Regions from separate parts of the Mus musculus genome. Here region 1 is linked to region 2. The links are chromatin loops, found by intact Hi-C in ENCODE. Cell type or tissue: gastrocnemius. All regions are shown on one strand. Each heading gives the region's core, and the rest is flanking DNA. Links, peaks and the distances in the headings are about the cores only.

Evidence for each region. A loop is a pair of places that touch in the nucleus more often than their neighbours do. Peaks named below come from ENCODE experiments on the same cell type or tissue, not always from the same donor. Only the 100,000 strongest peaks of a DNase experiment are listed, where the experiment ranks them.
Region 1: a loop joins it to region 2, with 2.8 times the contacts of the local background. A loop is called at or near these places in 8 of 42 quality-filtered maps.

The regions. Positions count from the first base shown.
Region 1 is chr17:31,377,530-31,389,851 of GRCm38, reverse strand. It overlaps Pde9a (phosphodiesterase 9A), which reads right to left and starts at 3,618. Exons shown (of 19, transcript NM_008804.4): 1 at 3,496-3,618. The coding sequence starts at 3,564. In gastrocnemius, for the core only: no CTCF peak of the experiment used is centred there; DNase peaks (open chromatin) are centred at 234 and 3,659; H3K4me3 peaks cover 2,353 bases; H3K27ac peaks cover 2,423 bases.
Region 2 is chr17:31,657,678-31,670,139 of GRCm38, reverse strand. It overlaps U2af1 (U2 small nuclear ribonucleoprotein auxiliary factor (U2AF) 1), which reads left to right and starts at 11,386. Exons shown (of 8, transcript NM_024187.4): 1 at 11,386-11,487. The coding sequence starts at 11,444. In gastrocnemius, for the core only: CTCF peaks have their summits at 5,156 (motif pointing right) and 7,075 (motif pointing right); DNase peaks (open chromatin) are centred at 5,181 and 9,025.

The DNA of each region.
Region 1 (12,322 bases), core at 1-8,000, 280 kb after region 2:
CACTCTGGCAGGACAAAGGCCAGGCAGCCACATCCCCAGAGACAGACCATTTCTAAACCAGGGGTACTGACCAGCTTCTTCATGCTGCTACTGTGCCCTGCCTGTGGCTTTTCCCATTTCAAACAGAAACAGCTCAGCAAAACTCAAGTGGCTGTTTCCATAGTAAGACCAGGGTTCCAGCTGCAGAGATGGGCTGGAACAAAGCCACAGGCAGCTTAAGGAGAGGCATTACCAGACCAGGGCCCAGGGCCAGGCTCCAACAAAGGCTTCCAAGCATCCCCCTTGCTCAGCCACTGGCTTTTCAACCAACCCAAGGCCAGTTGGCCTGAGGCCCCCCCAAAGGCCTCTTATGCTCCCCCCCCCAAGTCTGCAAACCCAGATCTGGTGAAGCTACCAGGCAGGGGCTCTCTGGCTCCCTGGTTTAAAGTGCCTCATAGTTGTCATCCCTAAGTGGGAATGCTCAGTGTTCTCGTCCTCTGCAGACAAGATAAAGGACCAAGTACTGAGGTCTGGGGGTATGAACCTCCCCTCCCCCTCAAGTAGAAAACTAAGAAAGGGCATAGAGATTTCTCAGAGCAAAGACAGAGGAGGCCTCCTCTCTAGAGAGCACACCCGGGCCCCAACTCCCTGCTTCTTTAACAGCTTCCTTGAGGGTCTCTTGGTTCTCATCTGTGCATCCTGGCGAGCCTAGGAACAGTGGGACAGTAATGTAGGGCCACACTGCCCCTTGGCCACTTGGAAGACTTTAACCCAGTATACCCTAAAGGCTTCTGGGTCTACATGATGGGAGCCTTCCCTATCTTTACAAAGGAAGGACGCCAATCCATGAGGTCCCATCAGTAATACAGACCCTGTTATGTCCTTCTGTAACATGTTAGCCACCTGGAAATAACTTACAGTACCTACCATTGGTGAGCCTGCCATCCCCAGGTCAGAGGGGCAGTGATGGCTCATACAGGCTAATGCAGTACCTTGAGTATCTCCATTTTGCTGGTCCCTAACCTCCAACATCCAACTTTAGGGCGTGTGTGGCTCTCTGGCTACCTGGACTGCATGCCCACCCCTACCCTCACTTCACAGCTGAGAAAACAGACGCAGCAACTAACCTAAGCAAGATGGGAAGTGAAGGTCCCTGGAAGTGAGACCCTGAGGACGCATGGTGTCCACCCACCTAAGGACCCTACAGATTTTACGTAGGGTTTAGGAGGGCAAGTCCTTGGGGCTCTCCTATCTTGTACATGAAATGCCCCAGCGATAGAAGCTAGAATCCACCCCCCCCAAAAAAAATTCTTGCTGTCATCCCTGTTGAAGAAAGCTGGGCGCTGGGTGCATCTGGAATTGTCTCCATACATAAAAAGCAGCACCAAGCAGCTCACACTGGTCCCTTTGAGTCCCACCCTGGTACGACCAAGAGGGCCTGGAGTCTTCTCCCTGAGCTTTGCCGGGCAGGCAAACACTGGCAAAAGCCTTGTCTGCCTGAAGCAGTGATGACCAGGAGTTGGCAGGAGCCATGGGCAAGCTCCTCACCACGATGATAGAAAGCAACGTATAGCCTTATAACATCCCAAGCCTTCTCTGGGGAAGCAATAGTGGCTGGCTTCTTGACCTCCCACGGAGAGGAGATGGAGTGAGTAAATGCAAACCAGGAACAGTTGCACGCTGGGAACTTTCAGATGTGCCCAGCACCTAGGAAGAGGAAACATTTGCACTGGTGTACAAGGGCCCTTCAATATGGATGGGTGCAGGGGTGCAGGGGTGCAGGGTGTGGAGTCTAAGAAAAGGACACAGACACAGAGAAACCCGAAGACTTGGCTGTCACTAGGGGAAAGGTTCACCTCAGCACCCAGTGCTAAAGACAGAGTGCCCAGGATCAGTGATGAGCTGACCACAGTGACAGGGTGGAGGCCCCGCTTGCTCCACCAGCCTCTCCTTCCTGGTGTGAGTACAAAGATGTTTATGAACAGACAGAGACTGAGAGGAGAATAATGCCTCTTGTGTTCTGCAATGTTCCAGGCACTGTTTCTATCTCCCATTTACTCTCATTACAGTCTATAAAACAGATACGACGATCCCATCACAGAGAGGAATGCCAGCCAGAGGAGCCCAGAACTGCAGAGCCAGCACCCACATCAGGTCTGCCTCCACCCAGGGCTATGTCTTTCTAGCCTAGTGTAGGTACCTGTCCCCACCCATCCCAGGCTTGGCTTATAGGTGACCTTTCCAGAGATTACCCAAGTTCAGGTATGTCCACTGGAAAAGCCCACCTTCCCCACAGTGACAGACCAGTCTGATCAGGAGGGCCTAAACCTTTCTTCTACTTTCCGTGCATTGCTGAGCAGCTCTTTGAGGACCTTTGAGGAGAATTTAGGAAGGACCTACCACTGCCGAACAGGTGACACCTTCTCTTTCCTCTTTAAAGAGCTCAAAGAAGTCCAGCAATATGGCTTAATGACAAAGAGTTTGCCTCATATGCATGAAGCCCATCCCTTGCGCCAAAATTAAAACAAAACAAAAAGCTTTAATAAATTCTCATTTAGTGGGATGGGGGAAATGTATGTGTACAGATATGTGCTTTGTATACACACTGTGCATACATGCATGAACACATCTGTGCTCGTGTGGACTGAAGCAGGAAGACACACAAGGAGAGCCCTTCCTTCCTCTGGAAGGGGCGGCTGTTAAATCTCTGTAGTTGTGCCTTTGGAGTCAGAGCCTGCACCTGCCCTTCCTGCTTAAGTAAGAAGCTGAGCAGTGATGCTTGAAGGTGCCTCTCAGGCCACCCCAAGTCACCGAGCCTATCAAAGGGCCCACCTTGGAGGAGGGATGGGACTTCCCATTTTCCCAGGATCAGGCTGAGGAAGGTAGGTTTCTCCTACTGGGGAAGCAAACCAGCCAGCTAGCTAAGAGAGCGCACACCTGAGAAAGGAGGGCCCACACCCAGCAGGCAACCCTCCTTAGCTTCCTTTGCTGAGTCCACAGCAAGCTGCCCGACTTTCCTGAGATGTCCGGGTGCAATTTCCCCCCACAAAAAAAGGCGTTTCCATAGGCACTTTAGGAGGAGCTAATGAGACACCCCCTTCCCCAACCGTCCTCCAGGCCAGCTTGCCCATTGTCCCTTTGTCAAAATCAACAGAAGTCAAGGGCACTCTGTGCCCAGAGAAGGGTCTTTAGAAGGGCTGGGGAGGGCCATGAACAAAAAGGGTCTGTGGCGAACCGCACTCCTACGTGGCTCAAGTTGGTTGGGAGGACAGCGTACGGCACAGTCAAAAGCGGGTCCCTTCAGTCGCCGCGAGGCCACAGGGTGCAGAGGCAGGATCCCCCTCAAGACTGTCACCCTCCACCTGGAACCGGCCCCGCGGGTCTGCACCGCAGGCTGCCGTACCTCCCGGGGCGAGCCGCCAAGATCAGCTTGATCCGTGGGCTCCGAGCCCGCGGTGGGGACACCTGCGCCTATTAGGGCGCACGGAGGCCTCGGAGGGAGGGGGATCGGGGTACCTTCTGGATGCGTCCATCGATGTCTAGGTAGATGGCCTTGGGCCGGTAGCTTGAGGAGCCGGCCCCCATCGCGCCCGCAGCTGCACTTGGACTTTTTCACCTTACTTTCTCGCCGCGGCCGCCGCGCCGGGAGGGCGGGGGCGGGGGGAGGGGCGGGGGCGGCCAGCCAACCAGAGCTGGCAGCTCGCGGCCTCCACACGCCCCTCCTCCCACGGCGCTGGCCCGCCCCGCCCTTCCATCCCCTCCTCTCCCTTCCCTTCCCTTCTTCAATCCCTCCCCTTCTCCATCCTCCTCCTTTCTCTCCAAGGCTCCTCCCAAACGCCTCTCCCCCTCCTCACTCATGCTCAGCTCCTTCGTCCCCACCCTTTCTCCTCACTCTCCCATGTCTGCCCCCTCCCTCCCAGCCTTTCCCCCATTATTCCTGTCTCCCAGGCTCTCCTCTTTCTCCCTCCCACCTCCTCCTGCTTTCTCTGCCCACCTTCCTCTATTCCGTTCTCTCGCCCCTTCTTTTCCTTCCCCTACCCTGCTTCCCTTTCTGCCACCTTTTCCCTTCCCCCTCTCCCCTTCTTTCTCCCTTTTCCTCACCTAGGGTCCCTTCCCACTCTCTCATCTCTCTTCCCCACCTCCCTCCTCCGGCCCTCTCTTTCTTTTCTATCCCTCCCCATCCCCTCCCCTCCCCATCTTCTCCTTTGATTCCTGTCACCTTGACAGCCTGTTTCTAAGGTCCCCTTCATACATGCCCACTGTGCCCTTTAGGGTGATCAGAGATCACCCCTATAGACAGACACCAGTCAGTTAACAGCAGTCATTGGGCTGAGAGCTGTGGCTGTGGCCCAAAGTGCTGGGAAATCAGCTCTCCCTCCCCCCTACTACACCCTCCCCTTTTACACACCCCCATCCTGCAGTAAAGGCCACCCTCACTTAATTTGAATCGGAAGTGGGGAAAGTTCCTTCCCCAAGCAGCCTGTGCATTCCTGGAAGGGCCGGGAAGGCTGTTTCCCTCCACCTGGAGTTGACCGGGCAGCCCCGTTCCTGCCCTTTAAGCAGAGGGAAGGTTGCCCAGTCAACTATCTGTTAGATGCAGCACTTCCCTTACCAACGCCCCCACAACACTCACATATACTTTTGCTATTTTTCATGGGGATTGGGGGGCACATGGTAAGCCTGAAGGGAGAGAATTTCAGGTCTCCTTGGCCTCTGGACACAAATGACTCTCTGGGGCTTTCCTTGTGGGAACAGCTGGAGGAGGGGCTCTGCTGCTTGTTGCTCTTGGAAGCCGCTGTCAAACCGCTGGAGAAGGCGCCTATTGTTTGTCTTGAGTGGATTTCCAGCCACACTGCCCATCTGCTGCTGTCTGGCTTGTGCTGGCTGAGAATGCCTGGGGCTCCTTATCCTATGGGCCTGAGAGGAACCAGCCTCACCAAACAGCCTGGTCCATGGCCTTTTCCTTCCCTCATTTGGCCTTTCTGGTTTTCACCTGGTGGATGGTCATTGGCCTTGCCAAAATGCTCCAGCGCTATTGGAGTCCAGAGCAGGGATGAAGCCGGGGACTTCCAAAAGCAGCATGCATTAGAAGCATAGATACCCTTACTCTCCTCCGCTGGGAGAGACCCAAAAGCAGCAGCCCGTATCCCCGAGGATGTAGGAGGCTTGGGATCCCTGCTACGCCCACTCTGAGGACTCACAAGGTGAAGGAGATAGCCATCTTCCACCTACAGGCTGTCTAGCCCCTGATCACCTTGATGGTTCTAATCCACCCTGGCTGTCTGGGGCCCCTGCCCACTCCCCTAGTATAGCTAAGTAGCCCTAGACAAAGCTTGGCAGTTGAGAATTACTTAAAAGTGACTGGAGTTTTGAGGGTGATGGCACACAGGGCTTTAAGGTGGGGTCTGACACATCTGGATGGTTACAGCTAGATATCTGACTTACAGTAGTGATCTGGTGTCCCCAGAAAACCAAGCTGGTGTTTGTTGTTAGATGAGCCAATGCTATTGGAACTGATGGACAGCCTGTTGTTAGGGCCACCCTGTGCTCTTGTACAGCCTGCTGGGGAGAGCTCTCCACGTGGCCTTTGGGTTTCTTCTCCAAACCTTGCTGTCATCTGGCCTAGTCTTCTGGAACTGGTTCCTTCAAGACCAGATATTTGTCCCCCCAACCCCCACCCCACCCCCGTACAGCTGACCTGAAGCTTGGAGGGTGTGGCTCTGCATGTCTCATACTGTGGGTGTTGGGCACCAGGCAGGTTGGCCCTTCCAAAGGCTAGCTAGCTCTGTCGTCAGAATAACAATCACACCTAATCTTATTTTGCATTATGCAGCTTTCCTCTCAGGAGACCTCTGAACAGACACTTAGTCACCGAGGCAGCAACTGTTACCCAAAGGGGAACGAACACTTGCCCTGTTCCCATTTCCCCCCTGGAACTATGGCTTCTCCTTCACCAATGACTTCTGTATTCAGAACTGTTGCAGGTATTGGGGGGGGGCCTCAGGGGGTATGGAGGTGAGCAAAATTACCAATATCCCTGGGTGAGAAGCATCTTAGAGGTAAGACTCGATGAATAAAACAGAAACACAGGTTATTGAGTAATATCTCATGCCAAAGAGAAAAGTCTTTAGAGAAAGGGAAAAAATGTGGGGACACAGAAGCTGGACTTAACAGGTCACTTGGTCAGCTGGTTACCGGAGTGAAGAGCCTTCCAGCAAACAGTGGCCTCACTCCAAGATCTTGCTCAGGAGGCCAGCAGGATTAGGACCGAGTCACAGGGGGTGGGGGCAGGCTACAGGGCAGACAGGTTCCAATGGCAGCTCCTGTGGCTCCCACAGGTGACTCTAGGTTGCTGTGTATCTATCCGATACAACGTCGTGGGAAGGGCAAAGGAGGGATGTGTCTGGCTAATGGTTTACCAGCTCTCCCAAGTATAGTGAAGGCTCTCCAGCAGAGGCACAAAGTGGGAGGCCAGCCAGGAGGTGGTGATATCGTCCCACAGCATGATGAGCATTTGGTAAGAGAGTAGGGTTCTACAGAGAAATAGGGCCAATAGAAGATTATGTACATTATATTTTTGATTAGTTAGGGTTTCTGTTGCTGTGACGAGACACCATGACTACAGCAACTCTTTTGTTGTTGTTTATTTGTTTTTTGTTTTTTGTTTTTTTTTTTTTTGTTTTTTTTTTTTTTTTTTTTTTTTTGGTTTTTCGAGACAGGGTTTCTCTGTATAGCCCTGGCTGTCCTGGAACTCACTTTGTAGACCAGGCTGGGGCGAACTCAGAAATCCACCTGCCTCTGCCTCCCTAGTGCTGGGATTAAAGGTGTGCGCCACCACGCCCGGCTAACTACAGCAACTCTTACAAAGGACAACATTTAATTGAGGCTGGCTTACAGTTTCAGAGGGTTAGTCTATTATCATGATGGTGGGAAGTATGGCAATGTGTGGGCAGACATGGTACTGGAGAACAAGCTGAAAGTTCTACATCTTGATCCTTGGGCATCAGAAGGGAACCAAGTCACACTGGTCAGACTTAAGCATGTATAACCTCAAAGCCTGCCCCCACAGTAACACACTTCTTCCAACAATGCCGTGCTTCCTAAAAGTGCTTTTTTTTTTTTTTTTTGGTTTGGTTTTTCGAGACGGGTTTCTCTGTATAGCTCTGGCTGTCCTGGAACTCACTTTGTAAATCATGTGTGCCTGATAACCTATCATTAATTGGAAGTAAAAAATGTGTGCCTGATAACCTATCATTAATTGGAAGTATTTTAAATCAAACATGCCTGTCATTTCCCTAACGCACACATTGCGGCATTGACACTTTCCCCTTAGGATCTTGGAGCATTGCAGTTATAATTTCTGCCTAACTTTGATGGGGGATGGCAGAGACTGAAGCAGATTCATCCTACCTGTCCTTAACACGGGGAAAGAGCTGAAGGATGGTTTCTCTCGAATGCATGGGACTCTGGCACTGTACTAAAGGAAAATGTAAAGCTGAACTACCATCTAAGTTCAGGACTGTCGCTTCCTACAATGGGTGTTGGCTCCTGGGCTGGAGACCCAGGAGAGCCAGTGCTGGTGCCTGTCTCTAGTCTAAGTCTGAAGCTTGAGGGCCCAGAGAGCTGCTAACGAACATCCCAAGTACAAGGGCAGGCGGACACCAATGCCTGGCTTAAGCAGGCAGGAAGAACAGAATTCTCTGTCCCTGTTCTCTGTTCTTTTACGTCACTTGATGTGTCAGATGAATCCCACCAGCATAAAGGTGGACAGCCATCCGATTCTACCTCACCCCAGCCCCTGTAAGATGACAATAAGGCATCATGCCCCATCAGACTGACTATTGAACTGACCCTTCTGGGATAGGAAATGATTGATGTCTATGTCCAATGTCTCCATGCCAACCGCCTTCATGGGCAGCCATTATTTCTCCTTTCTGCCAGCCTTCTCTCAGGCCTAGGCATCCCCAGGATTGGGTAAGGGCTGGACTCTCTATGCCTTCTACAGCAGCCCCGGAGGCAGCTAGCTAGTGTCCTGACTTGAATGCAGCCTCAAATGAGTGTCTCAGCATCAAAACCAAACCAGGAAAAAAAGAAAAATCTGCCCCTGCCACATGGCCTGGGGATCCTAAGTTGGGTGAAGGACCCAGGACCTGCCCCTTATCTCTTGGGTTGGCCTTGGAGGTCACTGTTCCTGGGAGGAAATGTCATGACCAAAAGCAGTCATGGGGAGGAAAGGGCTTATTTTGTTTACACTTCCTTATCGAAGTCCATCATCAAAGGAAGTCAGGAACTTAAACAGGGCAGGGATCCGGGAGGCAGGAGCCTATGAACGGACCAATCCTGCTTACCGGCTTGCTCTTCATGGCTTGCTCAGCCTGCTTTCTTACAGCATCCACAACCACAAACCCAGGGGTGGTGTACCGCACCACGGGCTTGGCCCTCTCCCGTCAACCACTAATTAAGAAAATGTCTCACAAGCCTGCCTACAGCTCCATCTTACAGGAGTCTTCTTCCCCGTGGAAGTTCCCTCCTTTTTAGCTTGCGTCAAGTTAAAGTAAAACCATCAGGGGTATTGACTGACCTCAGTCAGAAAGGGGTGTCGAATAGAGGAGCCTTCTCAGGGGTGTGGAATCCTGCTTGTCTCTCCTTTGCAAGGAAGATTATAGGGAAGGGGTAGCTGGGAGCCAGGGTAGTGTTGGCCTCCTCCCCCATTGCCCCCAGAAGTTGTAGTTGAGTCTGGTACCTTCTGATGTCTTTTTGGTGGAGCTCAATCTGTCATTGTCAAAATGATCCATTAGGGTTTTTGTTTTTTGTTTTTTGTTTTTTTTTTCATATTAAGGCTTCAAATAGTAGCTGAAGGGGGAGGAGCCAAAACAGGGGCGCTGGGAAGAGTTATCCAGCCTCTGGTTTCCTTGCCCTCACTAGCTCACTGTGTTTCAGCAAGAGGCAAAGCCACAGTGAGGCAGGACAGCAGGCTCCGCAGTGACTGCACCCTTCCTTGAAGTTGGGATCTGGGAAGGAAGGCTTTAGTATTTGAGGAAAGCCTACAGTGTTTCTCAGCTGAATTTACCCAGGGCCAGTGGCCTGCTTGTCCCTGGTCGGTCTGAACATTGTGCCAGCAGGCTACAGTGATGTCCTTCTGTCTGTCCATCCTGAAGTCTAGCCAGTGTGTCTCATGACTACTGAAAAGAGTCTAGCTGCTTTCTAGTCTACATCTTTGAACAAAGGGGCTACAGAAGGGGCCACATCAATTTCTCAAAGCAAAGTGTGTATTCAGCTTGTGTTTGTTAGGGATGTGCCCCGGTGGAGGTCCCTAGGGGAGGATGGGAGCCTATGAACACACACAGGACACACTGGCTGAGGTTAGGACGTACACGTGTGTGATGCCTCTGTCTTTCAGAGGACTCTGCTGGGTTGGCACAGAAATGTGGATTTGAACACCAGGTCTAAATGGCACAAAGCACCAGATGCTGGTGAGATGGCTCAGTCAGTAACGTGCTCGCCTTGCAAGCAAGAGGACATGAGTTCAATCCTGTCTTTTTTTTTTTTTTTAAGCCTTCTGTGTTGGTGAGGAACTGTAGTCCTGGAACTAGGGAGGCAGAGTTTAAAAAAGGGTGGACTGTGCCCAAAGAATGACACTCAAGATCGTTACCCTTCCTATGTACCTGTCCACGCATCCACACACACACAGAAGCCTGTGCTCTTTGGCCTGATCTGCCCTAAACAGTAATGTTCCGTGGAAAGGCCGGTGTAAACCTTGGGCTTGATTTACTCACTCGGTGACTATTCTTTATGGCCTCTGTCACTACAAATCATGTCCAGCCATAAACATTTCAGAAAAGACAAAGTCCCTCCCAGGCCAGAAGGTAGATGGCCCTGTCTGGGTCACTCATACCAACACACAGAAGTATACAAAGCAGATACCTTGGGCTCTCTTCTATGCTACTAGCCCCCTCGTGCTGGGGACTTGGATTCCTTCGATAAGATGATATGCTTGTGTGATTGTGCGTGCTCTATGCTACTTGTGTTGGCTTGCTTTCTTCTTCCTCCCCTTCTCCCTTCCCCTTCTTCCTTCCCCCTTCTCTATCCTAGTCTTGGTGTTGCCCTAGATGACCTCAGACTCTCAGGTGACCCCTGTCAGATGAGATTACAAGGCCACACCATCATGCCTGGATCATGTTGCTATTCCTAAAAAAAATAATCGGTCTTGAAAATGAGATTTGGGTGGCACATGCTTTTAATCCCAGCATTAGAGAGGCAGAAGCAAAGGCAAGGGACTCCCTGAGTTCAAGACCAGCCTGGTTTACACAGGGAGATCCAGGGTAGCCTAGGCTACACAGAGAAACACACACACACACACACACACACACACACACACACACACACACACACACACACAGAGAGAGAGAGAGAGATAAGTGAATGTATACTTTTTACACTTCATGTGTATTCAAGAGCGTGTGTGTGTGTGTGTGTGTGTGTGTGTGTGTGTGTGTGTGTGTGTATTCATGTATATGAACAGTACAAGTGAGTATGGTGGCCATTACGTCTTCCTTAGCTTCTTTCCACCTTCAAGCCACAGGGCTCCTCCTGTCTCTCCTTGGTAGAATTACAGGTACTCCATGCCTGGCTTTTACATGGGTAAAAGCCTGCTTCTACCTCTCTAATGCTGGTTTTAAACTTAGGTCTCCATGCTTGTTAGCAGGCACTTTACCAAATGGACTTTCTTTCACAGTTCTGCTTTGTATACTTCTGTGTGTTGGATGCAGAAGACACACTTACTGTTTTATATTATATTATTATTATTGCCAAATAACCCCATAAGATGAATAAATTTGTCATCATCCTATGAGCATAAAATATCAAGTGCCATTTGACACACTTTCAGCAAATTTTCAGCACTCCGTGTCCCTTTCCCATCCTGCTGGGAGAAAGACCGAGACTTTCAGTTCTCTGTTCACACGTGCAGAGACTCCAGCCTCGTGCTTCTGGGCCACTCATTATTTTCCAAGGGAGTTAATACACTCTGCTGTTGATCCCGCTTTAAGGTCCTGTGTGTTGTTGATTTTTTACTCACTCCTTCTATAGAGAGGAGATGGCAGCCCTCGGAACAGTAGATAGTTTGCGAATACTTCTTTGCCAGTGTTTTCATCTTTACGATCTATTCATATCGTGACAGTGCATATTTAAGCCACCAAAGCCTGTACTGCTCTTCCCGAAGCTGCACTGGATGTCTCATCGGCTTTAAGAGGCAGTGCCCTTTAAAGTAGGAAATTGAAAAGGCAAAGAGAGAAGTGACCCACATTTTCAGTGGACTTGGCTAATGGACCTGGCAGCCCTGCTGAAGCGATGTCAAGGGGGACAATTATGCTGAGTGCTTGGGACAGGCAGGGATGCCCGTGGGATACAACACCAGGCCAGCTACTGGGACCCAGCCCAGCTGGGTGTGAGACCCTTGTCTAGGGAAGTCCGTTAGGTCTTTTAAGACCCAGCGGAGGTGACTGGCTTGCGGTGGAAATAGAAAACGTTTGCGTCTAGAGAGAGAAGAATTTCCCAGGCAGGGGGGGTGTTGGCGAGGGGGGAAGACCATTTCAGAATTGTTTTCAGCAACGAGGTATTTGTCACAAAACCAAGCAAAAAACAGTCACAAAGCACCCTGAAGTGGCTGATGGGAAAGAGCAGATCTAAACTGATGCAGAGACGTCTAGTGCCCCCTGGGGGTTGAGATGAACATTCCATGCTCTCATGGCTTTGTGGAGCCGGGATGCTTGTGGGTCACCTCAGCCTGACACTTGCTTTGCGTGTTGTGTGAGGACCACCAGGTCAGGGACTCCTTCTTCTGGTCCTTCACTTCCCTTGCTCATGGTCCTCCATGCAGTGCATCCCCAGGGGTTGATCTTTTGTTGTGGTCTGCCCTGCAGTCCTATGCCTTCCTAGGGCAACTTATAGACATAGTTTTATTTTAGAATGTCCTTTTCTCTTGCTACCTCATTCACTATCACCCTTACAGATAACATGATATGGACTAAACAGGATGCATTTAGGAGTGTGTGTGTGTGTGTGTGTGTAAAACAACAACTAAAGAAAAAAAGGCCATAAATTTGAGAGAGAGCAAGGGGGTGCCAGGGAGGCATTGGTGAAAGAAAAGGTTGGAAATGATGTAATTATAATTTCAAATAATTTTAAAAATACATTAAAATAAAAGCATCAGCCGGGCAGTGGTGGTGCACGCCTTTAATCCCAGCACTTGGGAGTCAGAGGCAGGTGGATTTCTGAGTTCAAGGCCAGCCTGGTCTACAGAGTGAGTTCCGGGACAGCCAGGGTTACACAGAGAAACCCTGTC
Region 2 (12,462 bases), core at 1,742-9,741:
AGCCTGGAAGTAGACCAGCACCCCACCATACCGCAGTCAAGGGCTCAGAGGGACCCTGGTTCCGCACTCCTGACTCACAGTTCCCACCCCTTCTCATTCATACTTGGTGTCATTGATAATTTTTGCCATAAAAGTAAAATGCTGTCTCAGTGCTTTTTTGTTTTCTGGTTTTTTGTTTTTTTTTTTCACTACGAAGGGTCTCAGAGGTGGGAAAAATAGCACAATGAGCATCCACAGAGGCATCGGGCAGGATTTAGCAATTGTGGTTTTATCCCAAGGACTGCTTATCATCATCACCACCACCATCATCATTATAATTATTACTTATTTAATTATTAGCTATTAGGTGGGTTTTTGTTTTGTTTTGTTTTTGTTTGTTTTGAAACACAGGCCCACTATGTAGCCTTGGCTGGTCCTAGAACTCATTATATAGACCAAGCTGACCTCGAACTCATAGAGCTCTGCCTTTCTCTGCCTCACAAGTATTGATTAGAAGTATGAGCCACCACCACACCTGCCTATTAATTATCTAAAGCAAAGCCCAGGAATCCTATACCGTTGCTGTCTTTCCTGCTTCCAGGCAATTTTTTTAAAACTACACGCATTTCCTGGCAAAAGCCCAGGGAACATGGCGTAGCGGGCACAACCAGACACTGCCTGCAGCTACTCATATCAAATGGTCCTGATTATTCCCAGTGGGTCCTTTTGTATTGATCTCAGATGCTCCTAACCCTACTCCCTGATCTGGTTATTATTCGAAGCTTTATTTCGCTCTTTTGGTTTCATTTTATTGCTTTCTTGAGACAGATGATTTCTCTGTGCAGCCCTGGCTGACCTGGAACTCGCCATCCTGTAGACCAGGCTAGCCTCAAACTCATAGAGATCTCCTGCCTCTGCCTCCTGAATGCTTCGATCAAAGGCATGCACCATTGCTGCCTAGCTTACACAAAGCCCTTCTCACAGTGCTTCTGCACTGTAGAAAAGCCATGTCTGGGGTTGGAGAGATGGCTCAGCGGTTAAGAGCGCTGACTGCTCTTCCAAAGGTCCTGAGTTCAAATCCCAGCAACCACATGGTAGCTTGCAACCATCCGTAATGAGATCTGACACCCTCTTCTGGTGCATCTGAAGACAGCTACAGTGTACTTGGATATAATAATAAATAGATTTTAAAAAGAAAAAGAAAAGCCATGTCTGCCTTTTTCTTTTCACCTGCTAATGTGGAGAGATATGATTTAATTATCTAATTGCTGCTTAGCCTGGCTCAGCTATTGCCTTAGCCTAGGTCCCTAAAAAAACAGAGCCTGGGGCAAAGTTTAACTGTCCTGGGCAGGATGGAGGGTCATTTGAAGGTGGGCTATCGTGTCTGGCATTGCCTAGAATCTCTCAGGGCACCGTAGGTGCTTCTTGGCACCTCTCTCACTAGATCTCCTCTGGAGAGCAGGAAACGCTGCCCCCACTTCCCCCTGGTCCTCCCCCCACCCCACCCCCATCCTTTGGGTCTGTAATATCTTGAATACTTGATGCTCAGCTGTTGACGCTGTTCTGGTTGGCTGTAGAATTGTGGAGGCATGAGCCCTAGCTAATGGGTAAATCAACCTTTTCTTTTCGCCTCCTGGTTGGTCATGACATCAACAGCTGTCCTGCCTCATGCCCTGCACCGTGCTCTTAGCTCCATGATGAACTGAACCCCCAGAGCCAAAAAGAAACTTTCCTCAAGTTACTTCTGACAGGTGCTTTGTCACAATGACAGAAAAGTTACAACTGTAGCCAGCCTTGCGGGGGGGGGGGGGGGGACACGACGGACAGACGGACACGGGACATGACACACCAAAGTGCTGAAATCCAGGCAGCTCAGTCTATGGTATGAAAAGGAGAATTACCTGTTATTTACCAGTGTGTTAACGATCCTGGAGCTAGAGGAAGCTGGGCACACGTGCTGAACCGCCCCCCGGGAGGGAGGATGTTACTATAGGGCACCCAGAAGACACCTCACACACACACACACACACACACACACACACACACACACACACACACACACACACACACGAGATGAGGATGAGTGCCAGGGAACGCAGTAGCTTCAAGGGAACCTTCTTGGTCAGACTGAGACATCTTCCAGAGATGGAGCTGACACTTCTTCTCACTAGGGGTGACAGCAAATCCCACTGTTGACAGAGGGCAGGTGAGAGCTCTGTCTTTAGGGAGTTCTAGACATGGGGAGGAAAAGTCAAGGCCACCTGCAAAGACAGCTAATAGACAGCTAAGTGGGTAGACAAACAGATAGACATAGTCTTAGTTTCATTTACATCACTGTAATAAAAGCACCCTGACACCAAAGCCAGGTGCGGGGCCCAGAGGAAATGAACTCACCCCCAAAAGTATTCACGAGCAAGAAGGAAATTACTCATTGCTGGTGATAGGTAGAACCATGGATGGACATGTGGGTCTGGAAGAAACTCTCACTCGTTCTAGAGGAGTACCTGGGGCAGAAGGGGTGAACAGGCACAAAGCCCAGGCTTTAATCGAAAATACTTTGAGACAAGGTTGGGGAGCAGGAGACATGGGACAGCTACTTCGAGGACAACCCGTCTTAGCTGTGGAGTGCATGTCATGATTGTGTGAGGTCTCACTGTACTGTTGGTTCACAGGACTCCAGTTAGGGCTGTACCCTGCAGGACATGTGACAGGTCTCCACAGTGTTATCTCATTTAGGTGTCTTTGCCTTAGTCCATTGTGTAGAATCCCCAGGTGTGATGGTTTTTGTATGCTCAGCCCAGGGAGTGGCACTACTAAAAGATGTGACCCTGTTCCAGTAGGTGTGGCCTTGTTGGAGTGTATGTTGCCTTTTGAGTAGGCATGGCCTTGCTGGAGTAGGAATGACACTAAGTATCGGCTTTAAGACCCTCATCCTAGCTGCCTGGAAGCCAGTATTCTCTGAGCAACCTTCATATGAAGATGTAGAACTCTCAGCTCCTCCTGCACCATGCCTGCCTAGACGCTGCCATGCTCCCACCTTGATGATAATGGACTGAACCTCTGAACCTGTAAACCAGCTCCAATTAAATGTCTTTTATAAGACTTGCTTTGGTCATAGTGTCTGTTCACAACAGTAAACCCTAAGACTCCAGGGACACAGAACTAAGGGGAGATGACAGATAGCTAAGTGGATAGACAGACAGACAGAGTCTTAGTTTCATTTATATCACTGCGATAAAAAACACTCAAAAGCAACGTAGGGGAGAAAGAGGGTTTGTTTTTGGTGGCTGTTGTTGTTGTTGTTGTTGTTGTTGTTGTTGTTTATAACAGGGTCTAACTATGTAGCCCTGGCAGGCCTGGAACTCACTCTGTAGACCAGGTTGACCCTCCAACTCAGAGATCCACTCACCTCTGCCTTCTGAGTGCTAGGATTAAAGGTATGTGCCAACAACCCACCTATTTTATTTGTGAGATTTATTTTTATTTGTGTGTGTGTGTTGTGTGTTGTGTGTTGGTATTCCACTCCTGTGTGGATGTCCACAGAGGTCATAAGAAGGCATCAGATTCTCTCAACCTGGAGTTATGAGTGCTTGTGAGCCACCCAGAGTGGATGCTGGGGACCAAATTCAGGTCCTGTGGAAGAGTGACACATGCTCTTAATTGCTGAGCCATCTCTTTAACTCAAAAAGGGTTTGTCTTAGTTCAGAGTTCCAGGTTATAGTCCATCATAGCAAGGATGCCATACCAGCAGGAACTTGAGAGAACTAATCACAACCAACAGTCAAGCACAGAGAACAATGAAAGCACACCTTCCCATGCTAAGCTAATCACAACCAACAGTCAAGCACAGAGAACAATGAAAGCACACCTTCTCATGCTAAGCTAATCACAACCAACAGTCAAGCACAGAGAACAATGAAAGCACACCTTCTCATGCTAAGCTTAAGCTTCTGCTCTCTGTCATCTGAGCCAGCCCAGGAATGCTGTCACTCACACTCAGGGTGGGCTTTTCCTCTTCAGTTATCCAGAATTTTTTTCCTCTTCAGTTATCCTGAATTTAAAAAAGAAAAAGAAAGAAAGAAAGAAAGAAAGAAAGAAAGAAAGAAAGAAAGAAGGAAAGAAAGAAGAAAAAAGAAAAAAATACTCACACCAGGTGTGCTGGCATATATCATTAATCCTAGCTCTTGGAAGGCAGAGGCAGGAGGATCTCTGTGATCCTGACCTGATCCTGATCTCTCTGAGTTCGAGGCCAACCTGCTCTCCAGAGCTCGTTCCAGGACAGTCAGGGCTACACAGAGAAGCTCTCTCTTGAAAAACAAACACAAAGGATATTAATTCTCCTGACCAAAGGACTTCCTCTGGTGGTCCCTGCAAGGAGCTGAGATCCGAAGAGTTCCAGACAAGTCTTAAGTACTTTGTAAGAATATCCATTCAAGTCTTTACCATAGTTTGCCACCATAGCAGACTACTTGAGGCTGGATAATTTATAAAGAACAGAGAGTTATTTGGCTCAAGGCTCTCGAGGCGGAGAAATCCAGGAGCATGGGTTTGGCACCTGTCAAACATCTCAGCGCCACATCAGGCCATAATAGAACAGAAAGCAGAAATGCAGGAAGCACACACACACACACACAAAGAAGAAAAGAAAAGAAAAGAAAAGAAAGGAAAGGAAAGGAAAGGAAACGAAAAGAAAAGAAAAGAAAAGAAAAGAGAAAGAAAAAAAAAAAAAAGCCAGGCAGTGGTGGCGAACGCCTTTGATCCCAGCACTTGGGAGGCAGAGGCAGGCAGATTTCTGAGTTTGAGGCCAGCCTGGTCTACAGAGTGAGTTCCAGGACAGCCAAGGCTTCACAGAGAAACCTGTCTCGAAAAACCAAAAGAAGGAGGAAGGAGGAGGAGGACAAGAAGAGGAGGAGGGGGGGGTAGGGGGAGGAGGAGGAGGAAGAGGAGGAGAAGAGGAGGAGGAGAAGAGGAGGAGGAGGAAAGGAAGGAAGGAAGGAAGGAAGGAAGGAAGGAAGGAAGGAAGGAAGGAAATGCAGGGAACGGGGAAGAGGAAAAAGAAGCATGTGACAGACAACACCTTTATCAGGACCCTGCTCCTTCCAAAACCCTTAACAGCATTCTTCTGGTCGGCAAGGCAAAGCCCTCTTGGGTCACACCTTGGAAATGCCCCACCTCTCCACAAGGTGGCACTGGGGACCAGGTTTCCCACATGAGGTCCGCCTGGGCAGGCTTCGGCAGCTGGCCTCCAGTAGTGAGAAGTGGGCAGACCCAGCAGAAACCCAGCAGCCTTGGTTGCTTTATACCCAGGCAGCCAAAACCAAAGCCTTTTCCAGATTGCCCATGGCCTCTGCCTCCAGTCCAGCCCAAACTCTCCAGAGTGTCCTTCCTGAATGTCCACTAGCCTCCTGCCAGGTTCCCCCTGGTTCTAAATTCTTCTGCCCCCCCCCAACCCGCCCTCCCCCACCGTATCATCCCACCCATCTCCTCCTGCACCCTCCTCCCAGAATCCCAAGCTCCACTTTTCAAGCACTAGTATTGAAACATGGCTGACATACCATCAACTTCAGCCTCTAAGAGTAACCAGTGCATCCTGTTTAGAGTAGCAGACTCACACCCCCCTTCCCACTACCGAGTTCCTGGATACTCTCGGGATTCTCTTGCTTGTTTGGCTCATTGTTGTTGTTGTTTTGGAGGATGTGTTTGTTTGTTGTTGTGACAAGGTTTTATTATGAGCCCTAGACTAATCTGGAACTCACTTAGAAGCCCAAAATGACCCTGAACTTGTTGTAATAAGCATCTTTTCTCAGACTCCTGAGTTCAAGTACTATAGATGTGAGCCCACCACACAGAGCTGGTTCCAGGATGTTTTTATCATCCCAAAAGGAATCCCAGACTGCTGCAGGATACTTGATCACACTGTGAACCTTAAGATTGTGTTATTTATTGGGGAAAAACAAAAAACAAAAACAACCTGTTTTTTTAGTTGTGGTGTGGCTCAGCCATAGTTTACACTTTTTTTTTTTTTGGTTTGTTTGTTTTTTTTTTTTTTTTTTTTTTTGGGTTTTTTCGAGACAGGGTTTCTCTGTGTAACCCTGGCTGTCCTGTAGACCAGGCTGGCCTCAAACTCAGAAATCTGCCTGCCTCTGCCTTCTAAGTGCTGGGATTAAAGTCATGCGCCACCACACCTGGCAGGTAGTTTACACTTTTAATCCAAGATCTTTCTGCTTAAATATTGTAAACAGGATTAAAGTCAAACATAGGCCAAGAGGCAGAGCAAGCAACCAGTTGACAGGAAGTGAACACAAGACAAAAGAAAAAAAAAAAAAAAAGAAAGAAAAAGAAAACATAAAGTAGCCGGGTGTGGTGGCACATGCCTTTAATCCCAGCACTTGGGAGGCAGAGAATCTCTTCCATATTAGATCACATCAGTCTTGGGAATTGGCAGCTCCTGATTCAATTCTCCCTATGTCCTCTCTCCAGTAAGGATGAAATAGCAATTGCCAAGAGATGCGGTGGATCAGACAGGATTCTGCTGTAGCCTTGCCATTGTTACAATAATGCACCTGGTATTCAATTCTTTTTTTTTTATTTTTTATTTTGGCTTTTCAAGACAGGGTTTTTCTGTATAGCCCAGGCTGTCCTGGAGCTCACCTTGTAGACCAGGCTGGCCTCGAACTCAGAAATCCACCTGCCTCTGCCTGGGATTAAAGGCGTGTGCCACCATATCTGGCCTGGTATTCAATTCTATCTGCACAGCCTTACAACTGGGTGGTCACTGTACACTCAGCTTTCATATGCCATAGAATGGCCAGGCACCTTACACAGCAGCTAGAGTCCCAAGACCGGAAGAACCTAGTCCTTTGACACCTAGGCTCAGACTGGTGCCAAAGTCACTCTGCCACATGCGTGTACAGAAGCAATTCTGGATATGCCAAACTCATGGAGGTGAAAACAGAGGTGACTTTTAAAATATATATATATATATATATATATATATATATATATAAAACACCAAATTGTGTAACTTTTATTTTATGTATGAGTGTATGCCTGCATGTGGGTGTGCTTGCCAAGTGTATGCAGTGCCCAAGGAGACCAGAAGGGGGCATTGGAACTAGAATTACAGGCAGCTGTAAACTGCCCTGACATTGAACTCTCTCTCTAGCCCTAAGAGGATGCATCTTGACACAAATAGTTACAAAGTCTCATTTGCAAGGATCAGGAAAATAGAAGGAAACTAAGGGCAGTTTTTCAGAAAACATTGAAACAAACTATCCAGTATCAAATGAAAAACTAACAACAAATAGTATCTATTTAATGATGGCCTGGGCCAGAATTCCAGATCAAATACATTCACATTTTTTGTAACTAAATTACTTGTTCTAGGTGAGATAAATAGCAGAGGGATAGTGTTATACCTGGCTTCTAGTTGACTCTCAGGTCACCACTACCTAAATAGTAACAAAGCAACTTGTTAAATAGCAAGGTAATTATACATTGTAACTTTTCTTATGTTGATTGGAGTGGGAGACCTTTGGACTTAAGTGGGCTACTTAGAAGCTAAATGCCAGTCTCTATAGATACCTTAGGAGCCAGCAATCTTGTGTTGATGGCCCTAAGGTTAAAGGTGGGCATCATAGGGACTGAGGGGAATCTCAAGTCCTGAGGCAGCACCAGGGAGGTAATGGTCTGCCCAAGAAACCAAGTCACCAGGCTTATGACTGGCTAGTCCTTTTTTTCCCCTATTATTATTTGTTTGGTCGTTTTGTTTGGTTGCTTTGTTTAGTTGTTTTGTTTTGATTTTGAGAAAGAGCCTCTGTGTAGTCTCTTGGTTGTCATGGAGCTTGCTATGTAGACCAGGCTGACCTTAAAATAACAGAAATTATACTGGCTCTGATTCTTGAGTACTAGGCTTAAAAGTGTGTGCCACCATGCAAAAGCTGGGCTATGGTGTTTTGTTTTGTTTGGTTTTTGTTTTGTTTTGATTTGGTTTGATTTAGTTGCAGTGGTGATGGTTTTGGTTTGTTCTGGTTTGTTTGTTTATTTTGGTTAGATTTAGTTTGGTTTTTCTGGACAGGATTTCTCTGTGTAGCCATGGCTGGTCTAGAACTCATCTGTAGACCAGAACTCAGATATCTGCCTTCCTCTGCCTCCCAAGTGCTGGGACTAAAGGCATGTGCCTCCATTGCTTGGCTCTGACCTGGGTTGTTTTGAACATAGTGATCCCAGGGTGGGTATGATGGCATGCCTATAGTACCAGCACCAGGAAGGCAGAGACAAGTGGATCCCTGTCACTTTAGAGCTAGCCTGGTCTACATAGTAAATTCCAGGCCAGCCAAGGCTGCACAGCAAGACTCTGTCTCAAAAAAATAAGACAAAACCCGGGCAGTAATAGCCCTTGCCTTTAATCAACTCAGCACTCAGAAGGCAGAGGCAGGCAGATTTCTGAGTTCAAGGCCAGCCTGGTGTGCAAAGTGAGTTCCAGGACAGCCAGGACTATACAGAGAAACCTTTCTCAAAAAAACCAAAAAATAAATAAATAAATAAATAAATAAATAAATAAAACAAAACCAGAGACCTAGAGACCATGCAAGCATGTGCTGATGGAACTAGCCAATTGTCTAAACATTTGCAATTATGGAAGTGATAAAATACTGGTATTGATCTTGCACAGGCAGTGCCAAGATCTATCTATCTATCAGTGAGTGGTACGAGACCCCAATACTTCTCCAGTCATTTATCTTCCCTCTTCTTAAAGGATATAAAACTTCTTTCATAAAGGGAGGGACAGTAAATGCCAAGAACATGACTATTCAAAAGACATTCAGGATGGATGCGCTGAGGGGCTGTGCAGAATACCAAAGGCTGGCTTTTCTTCCAGGCCAGCTTAGCGGTTAGGAATTTATGGGACTTATACCAGAAAGCCAGACAGGGAACATTTCCTGGTTTCCTTTGCATAAGAGGCAAAATGCCCACGCTCACACCTGTAGCCTTTCCAACCTGCCAGCTTCACGGTGCCACCTGTTCCTCTGTTAGCCCTCCCTGCCTCACTAGAAATGGAGCCGGCTGGCACACTGCCTCCTCAGCCCCTAGTGCTTGTTCAAATGATAGTTTTCATGCAGCAGGTTCACAGAAAACCTGCCAGTGTGGTTCTCAGCTGTTTCCGGCGAGGAAGCAGTCCATCCAGGCAGGTTGCTTTACTGCTTTGCACTTTTGCATATTCATGCTCACCTTTAAAGTTCAACTGCTCCTGCTTCTTTGCAGCTTGTCACGGCCAGCTTACTGCTCTCCCTGGCATATGGTAGCATCCTCGTTGCCAGCTCTATTGCTGGCAAAGAGCTTCCCACATGCACTTATAAATTCCATTTATCTGCATTTTTTTTTCCAGACAGGGTTTCTCTGTGTAGCCCTGGCTGTTCGGGACTCACTCTGTAGACAAGGCTGTCTTTGAACTCACAGATATTGCTTGCCTCTGCTTCAGATGTTAGGGTTAAAGGTGTGCACCACCACTGCCTCCCTCTTTTATCTGTATCCTTAAACACAAAACCACTGGGGATTGAGCCTAGAGCCTTATGAATGAATGCTAAGTAAGCATTTGTAGCACTGAGTAGCTCAGCCAACACTCTTCCTTCTTTTTGGAGGGGCTCACTATGTAGATCTGTCTGGTCTGTAATTCTCTATGGAGACCAGGCTGGTCCTTAAACTCATATATATCCACCAGTCTCTGCCTTCCAAACATGGGATAAAAGGTGTGCATTGAGTTTTATATCCTTTAAGAAGAGGGAAGATAAATGACTGGAGAAGTATTGGGGTCTCGTATCACTCACTGATAGATAGATAGATAGATAGATAGATAGATAGATAGATAGATCTTGGCACTGCCTGTGCAAGATCAATACCAGTATTTTATCACTTGCTTCCCAGCTTGCCTTTTAAACTTTTTACATTTGAAGCCAGGTGGTGTTGGTACACACCAGGAAGGCTCAGCACTCAGGACCCAGAGGCGGGTGGATCCCTGTAAGTTTAAGGCCAGCCTGGTCTACAAAGTGAGTTCCGGGACAGCCAGGGCTACACAGAGAAACCCTATCTTGGAAAACAAAACCAACCAGACAAAGAAACAAAACAAAAAGTGGAAAGATGCCTGTATACTTAGAGCCTTGGGAGCCATAGAAGGCCACCAACAGGAATAGATGTCACCAGGTCTGTATTCTTTTAAACTCTCTGTCATGTCAGCTGGAGCAATATTATACCAGCTGTATTAGTTACTTGTAGTTGAGGGAGAGAGAGCCCAGTGATACAATGCATGGCGAAGTATGAAGTGGTTATCCCTGCCCTCACAGACATACCCAGAAGCCTCTTCTCCATAACTCAGAAAAGTGGATTTAAACATTACACCAACCAAGGCTCGGGATGTCATTCAGTTGATAGAGTGCTTGCTTAACATACAGCATCATATAAACCTATTTGGTAGTACACACTGGTAACCCTAGCACTCAGGATGGTAAGAGATTCAGAAGGATCAGAAGTTCAAGGTCATCTGTAGCTGTACATAGTAGCTATGTAGCCTGATGCATACACAAGACCATCCCATGGAGAAACAAAAAACAAAACACGCTCAATAAAACAAACATCGTAGCAGCCTGTGTCTATATATGTGTCACAGGGCTTATTCTTCTAATGTCTCCAAATAAGAGATAAATAGATGTGACAGGGGAAGATGAATGGGTGAGGCATGGATAGTTGGGTAGCTTAATTAGTGAGGGGTGAATGGGCGTGTGGGAAGAAAGAAGGATGAACAAACTAATGGTCTGGTGGACCTGATCGGGTCATTCATCCTGGTTCCAGTAACCAGGTTAACTAGTGAGAGCCTGTGAGGAGACCCCAGCTTCCCACAACCCTCTTCCACGGTTCGTCCTCGGATGGAAGTGGCTCTATAGCCAGAGAGAGCAGATAAAGTCATCCAACCAAGATGACCCCGCAGCCTGGGTCTCTGCCTGAGATAACGGAGATTAGGCTCTGCCTGGAAATTTGGTGACTTGAAGGTGAGCCTTGTGACTGTGAGGATGCTGTGGTTTAAGGCCCTCCAGGAGGCCGGACAGAGCCCCTTATCTACAGCTGCACTGGTGGGAGGCCTGGGACAGGAGGGCCAGCAAGGGGAGAGGGCGCGGTCCCAGCGGCGGGAGCGGGAAACAGCGGTGCTGAGCACGCGCGGAGCGGCTGTCCACAGCCTAAGCCGCAAGCAATGCGCGGGACCCGCCCGGGCGCCAAGGAGTGCGCAGGCGCCAGGGTAGGGGCGGAGCCTCCTCATGCTCTTCGTCCCGCCCCCGCGCTGGCAGCACCTTTCCCAATTGGACAGAGTCGCTACGACGGGTGGGGAGAGCGTCGTCGCGTCGGGTGACGTCTCCGGAGGGACGTCGGCGTAGTCGGCAGCGTCGGCTGCCGTGCCTGAGTCGTCCGCTCGAAAATGGCGGAATACTTGGCCTCCATCTTCGGCACCGAAAAAGACAAGTGAGTAGGGCCGGCCTGCCGGGACTTGGGCTGGGGAGGCGACGGGCAGCGGGTGCCGGTCGAGGCAAGCGGCGGTGACGTCCAGGCGTGGCGGCTGGCTCGGGCCTGGAGACCTCGCGCGGCTCGGCGCCGCCGCCTCGTGGGCCGGGCGGCGGGACTGGCGGGCGGCTCGGGCTGGGCCTCGGCGCCTCGAGCTCCACCGCGGGCGCTCCATGCCGGGTTCTACGCGGGGCCCTGCCCCACGCCGCGCTCCCACTGCTGCCCGGGGCTTCTGTGGCGAAGTAACACGTTTCTTGCAACTTTAGGCTTTGAGTTATCGTGTCGGAAGTGCTGTGGCCCCGTCCTCTCTAGCATTCAGTGCTGGGGCCGACCTTTGGGAGCGGTTTCGACCGAATAAACCTCCTGCCTGCCTAAGCGTTGGCGGACCCGCCTTTCTTTTTAAATTAAGGTTTGCATTTCCGTAGCCAACTGTTAGGGTAAGAGGAAAAGGAATAGCAATATTCCCGCCTGTGGTCGTGTGCTGCGAGGCACATACTCATTTCCGCGTGTCGGCTGAAATTTAGGTTAAGGGGAATGTCTTCGGACACTTTCAAGGATAATTCCTACTTTGAAAACCTAAGGATTTAAGTATCTGGCTTAATCTGCTTCCAGTAAGTAGTCACCATCTTTATGTTTCTGAATCTTGTACAAGGTTTATGCAGATGTCAGTCACGGTGGTAAGCGTTTGCAATAGATAACGTTTTTGGTGCCACATTCTCACTCTTAAAATGTTCTGTTTTCCAGGATGGAGGCTGTCCGATCAGGCACCTTTATACAGTCTTCAGTGTTTGAAAGAGGGGATGTTTCTAAAAGTCTCATGCCTGAATCGGCAGTCACTCAAGAGACATTTAATTGGATGTTAGGTCTAGACCAGTCTTGGAGAATCAGCTGGAATAAAGTCTGGGTTCTCAGGAAGTCATGGAGGAAGGTTGTGCC